2 separate regions of the Homo sapiens genome follow, and region 2 is linked to region 1. Evidence: read pairs that join two places in POLR2A ChIA-PET (ENCODE). Cell type or tissue: K562. All regions are shown on one strand.

Evidence for each region. ChIA-PET counts read pairs that join two places held together with the same protein. Peaks named below come from ENCODE experiments on the same cell type or tissue, not always from the same donor. Only the 100,000 strongest peaks of a DNase experiment are listed, where the experiment ranks them.
Region 2: POLR2A ChIA-PET joins it to region 1 with 6 read pairs; 2 of 35 experiments call an interaction of 5 or more read pairs at or near these places.

What each region holds. Positions count from the first base shown.
Region 1 is chr15:77,621,223-77,623,722 of GRCh38, forward strand. All of the region lies in intron 1 of LINGO1 (leucine rich repeat and Ig domain containing 1), which reads right to left. All of the region lies in intron 3 of LOC105370906 (a long non-coding RNA gene), which reads left to right. Among named protein-coding and RNA genes, the nearest start is that of LINGO1, 10 kb to the right of the region's middle. RefSeq lists enhancers at 417-932, 933-1,448, 2,481-2,500. In K562, no CTCF peak of the experiment used is centred here; DNase peaks (open chromatin) are centred at 1,119, 1,459, 2,040 and 2,190; H3K4me3 peaks cover 477 bases.
Region 2 is chr15:77,791,789-77,794,288 of GRCh38, forward strand. It overlaps a transcript of LINGO1 not described here. Among named protein-coding and RNA genes, the nearest start is that of LINGO1-AS2, 130 kb to the left of the region's middle. In K562, no CTCF peak of the experiment used is centred here; no DNase peak of the experiment used is centred here; H3K27me3 peaks cover 1,366 bases.

The sequences.
Region 1 (2,500 bases):
GTTTGTATTTTTACTAGAGACAGGGTTTCACCATGTTGGCCAGGCTGGTCTTGAACTCCTGAACTCACGTGATCCACCCACCTCAGCCTCCCAAAGTGCTGGGATCACAGGCATGAGCCACTGTGCCCAGCTGAGGTTTGGGGCTTTATACCCATTGTCTCAGAGATGCTTTCAAAAGAGATCTTTCTTACCCATTTTACAGATGAGAAAAACAGAGGCTCTGAAAGAGAATTTGCCCTGGGCCTGGGTCACAAAGCCAGAGGGGGGCAGAGCTCTGTGTCTCCTAGTTGGGCTGCCTGCTCCAAGAGCTGCCTGGTGCGACACAGGGCTTAGACTCTGCAGGCCAGGCCAGGGGAGGGGCTGTCCTGTCAGGGTGGTGCTAGGGTGAGGCCCCAGGGCTGAGGGAAGGCCCTAGTCCTCAGAGAGCTACACCCAGGCATCTGCCCCCAAACCCGACAAAAGCCTTTCCCCAACTTCCAGAAAACGGGGTGTTACACGAGCCACGTGTACTCAGTGTTTTTCCACCACACTCCTTTCCTGTGCCTGCGGCTGCTGCCTGGGCCTGAATCTCACCTAATGTGGGGCTGGCTGAAGCACAGGATGGCAAGTTTAGTTATTCCAGGTTTATGGTATCAGTATTTCACGGTGCTCCCACTCAGCGTTCCTCGGGGACCAGGGGGACCCCCTGCACACACAGGCATGCGATCTGGCATGGAGGCGTCTGCCCCACGAAGGCTGGGGCCCAGGGTCCTCTGGGTGCTCAGCCTGGCTGTGTGGCCAGGGCAGTTCCTCACGGGGAAACGAGGTGGGTGTGCGCGGTCCTCGTCTTGCCTTGATGCCCGCCGTGCCCGTGACTGATTGGGCAGCAGGAGAGAGGGAGCGGGGAGGATGGCAGGCCTGGGAAGGGGGCTAGAGCACTTCGGAAAGTCTGCCCAGGGCTCTGCCCAGATCCACTGCCAAGAAATGATGGGGAGAGCAGGAGAGGGAAAGAGAGAGAAACCCAGAGACACCCGGGAGACACGTGGTGGGTGAGGCTGCAGAGGAGAGGAAGAGAGAGGCAGAGAAAGCAGAGTGGGGGGAGGGGAGAAAGATGGGGACACAGGCTGGGGGCAGGGAAGGGAGAGACAGAGGCCAGAACTTGTCCTGCAGGCACAACTACGTTCCCAGCCCCCACCACCTGTGCCTATCAGCCTGGGGCCTGTTAACACAGCCCCGTCCCGGCCACTCCACCAGGTGAGTCTGAGCACTTGCATATCTAGCTGGGGAGGGAGACTCAGAAAGGTGAGGGGACTCACGCCGGATCACCAAGGAAAAGAAGCAAGGCCCAGCCTGGGCTCCTTGTGACTTGTCCTCTCCCCAAGTCCCTGCCTGCCTGAGGTCCCTTCTTTGCTTCAGCTTCAGTATGCGGGATCCGTTTCAGGAAACGATAAAGCGTGTTAGCGGGAACTGTGCCTGCTCAGAGATAACTGGGGTCAAGTGGCCAGGAGTGGGGGCGCAGTGGGGCCCATCTAGAGAGGACTGTGACGGTCACCCCAGCCCGGGTTTTTCCTTCTGTCGCAGCGGCCAACCATCCGTTTCCCATGCCTAGAGGCCTCCTACTCGGCCTTCAGAAGCAGCTCAGGGTTTCTCCCTCAGTGGCTCTCCTCTAGCCTGAGAAGAAGCAACGGCCTCTGGCGGGTCCCCTCTGGATCTCCGGCCACCCTCTGCCCACACTGCTTCTGGGCTTCTCCCAGCTCTGCTGGCACTTCTGCGGCCTCCTCTCCTGTGGCCCCCAGACTGACAGCCTCCGAAGTGGGACCGGGCCTGATACAGCTCCACACTCCCAGGCCCTGCCTGCAGACGCACCCACATCAAAGGAACAGAGAGAGCCCACCAGACAAATGCTGCGAGGGGCAGGACTCGCACTCTGCTCTCCAACTCCCAACCTAGCTCTTAATGAAGGAGGCTTTGTGGTGAGGGGGAGGTGCTGTGTGAGCTCAGGCTGAAATACAAACATTTTCCACAGGCCAAGGAAGAGGCAGGGGGAGGGCATTTCCACAAAGGGAACAGTGAGAGCAAAGGTGTGCAGGGGGGAAGGGACTTGTAGCCTGGTCAACTTGAGAGCATCCTGGGACTCCTAATGGCTTCTCTCTTAGCCCAAATCCTGACCCCAGTCCCTGGACTCCTTTTAAAGATGCTCCATTCTGGCTTTCCAGGGCTAATCCCCGCTGAGGTGTGAATGGCTGATAATGGCATAAGGTAGGAGCTGCTAATGGGAGAAATAATTCCGTTGCTGGCCAGTCTAATTTGGGGGGCTGCCTCCTGGCCCATGGGGAGGTGGTGAGGCAACCCTGAGAGTTGCAGTCCTGCGCCCAGGCTGAGCTCCTGCAGGAGAAAGCCTGGCGGACTGCGCGGCTGGGGGCCAGGCAGCCAGTGTCCGCCGTCTCCCCGGGGGTTGGTCCGCCCCGCCCCCACCTGCCTCCCCTTTCCCCTCCTCCTCCTCAGACCCCCATGGGGACAG
Region 2 (2,500 bases), 170 kb after region 1:
ACAAGTGTTACAGAATGATGGTGCCATCCATTAGGCCACTTGGGAGGAGCAGCTGGGAGGGCGAGCTGGTAGCAGTTTCTCCAGGCTGGTAAATCAGGGGACCTTGTCTGCAAAGTTAGAGTAACAGCCCACCCAGAAGCAGGAAGCTCCCCAGGGCTGGATTCACCCCAAGCAATGAGGCCCAGATTTCTTCTCTACATCATCTTGTCCAGGCTCAGAGGCTTCAGATACCACCCAGATGCTGACTCCCCACACAACTGCCTCTCCAGCCCAGCTCTTCCCGCAGCTGCAGGCTTACTGTCTGTGCAGCCTCCCCTCATGATGCCGGCACCTCAAACACTTCCAAGCAGGATCTTGCTTCTCCCTCCAAACCCACGCTCCACCCCTGTTCCTCGGCTCGGGCCAAGGCTCCAGTGCCCGCCCCATTCCCAGGCTGGCCCTCTCCCAGTCCACAGCCCATCCTTCAGCAACGCCTTCAAAGTCTCCAAACGCAAGCCCTCCTCCCACCCAGGCCCGGCCCCACCACCTCTGGTCTGGACTGATGCTGGGGTCTCCCACTGGCCTGCCAGCTTCTACTCTTGCCCACCCACCCTACAGTCCTTTCTCCAGTAGGCATCACTCTGTAACTCCTGGCCCTGCATGCCTCGTTTCTCAGCCCCTCTTCCTCAAGGGCTGCCCAGCTGTGAGGGCCTCTGTGCTGGTCCCAGCTCCAAGCCCATCCAGAGCTCCATAAGGCCTACTCCCTCTCCTCAGGCCTCTGCTGAAATGGCCCCTCATCCGAGAGGACTTTCCTGAGAAGGGCTCCAGAGAAGGGCTCCAGAGAAGAGCTCCGATTTCATGCCTGCCCCCTTTTCCAACCTTATTTTTCTCTGTGGCATTTATTACTCCCTAATCTTATATTACGGATTTACTTATCTGGTTTCTTCTGTCTACTCTGTTACAATTTAGGCTCTATGAGGGCAATGCCATGGTCTAACCTATTCACCCATGGATGCCATGCTGGGCACAGAGAACAATGCCTCATGTGTAGCAGGCGCTCAGTGAGTATGCGCTGAAGGAAGAATGAACAAACCACTGCACATTCATCCTTGGGAGAAACAGGCCCACACCCATAGGTGATCCCAACCCAGCACGACAGCAGTGCTGGGGCCAACAGATGTGCACAGGGAGGGTGGCACTAGGGAGAGGCCATTAGCTCTACCCAGAGGTCAGGGGAGCTTCCTGGAAGAAACGACAAACCACCTCCAGCCTCCTCCCTGGCCCTCCAGGGTCCCTGTCATAAGCCACCCCCCAGTGAGGGGATGAAGGAGAGGCTGGTCTGACCAGCTGTGCTGACCCAGGAGTCTGTAAGTATTCAGAGTTGGTGCCTGCATCCCTCCTGCCTGGCAGGAGGAGACCTGGGCAAGGCTCCCCAGAGAGCAGAGGGTCTTGGTTTAAACACCACGGATCCCACCACTGAGGGAGGGAGAGGTCATCTGGGATCCACAGCTTTGCCTACCCTTTCCTCCCGAACACACAGCATCCTGCCTCTTCCCCTCTAATCACTGGAGCACCGAGGGAGGGAGCAACAGAAGCAGGGGCAGCAAGGACAAACCTGAGCTTCCTCCAGGAGTTTAGAGCTTTGCTGAGTGAAGCTCCAATTCCTCAGCCTCCGGTGCAAGCCTCCGGTGCTCCATGCCAGCCCTGGCCCTGCCACTCCCCAGACACACTCCAAACTCCCCTACCACTGCACCTTTGCTCAGGCTGGGCCTACCCTGCCACCCTAAACTTTCCCTGCCTGTCACAACCCTACATCCATGACTTTCTTCATCCAAGCATTATTTATAATGACAGAACATCAGAAACCATCAAAATACACAACAGAGAATTGGCTAAACGCACTATGGTACACGCAGGCTGAAACATTACACTGCCATTAAAAATCACATTATAGAAGAGTATTTAATGATGGGAAAATAATCTTGGTATGGGATTAAGTGTAAAAGGCAAGTTAGAAAACAGTAAGTACAGCTTGATCCCAATTATGTCATAAATACATGTTTTGTAGAAGACTGACGGGCTAAACACCCAAGCGCTCACACTTTTCTATAGAGAACACACATTACTTTTTTTATAACCAGAAAAATAAAATGTTTGAAAAGCACCTTACAGACTTCAAGGCTTAGCCCAGGTGTCACCTGTTCCAACAAGCCCTGCCAGACCCCCAGCTGACTGTGGCCCTCCTGCCCTGCGTCAGCTCCCGCCTGCATCTCCCCGCCCACTGAGCTCCCAATGCCCCCGGGCTGTGGTGCCTGTGGGTGCTGCCGTCTGCCTGGGCAGTGGGGAGGCTGCTCACGCTCCTGCCCCCTGCCCTTGTCACCCCAGTTGCTGCACAGACAATCCTGACGCCATCTTCTCACCCATCTCTCAGCAGCAATTACAGGTTAAACTGGAGGGACTAATTAGTTGCTCATTCTACCCAGAGCCAACTAATTAGCAGAAACATATACATATATATATA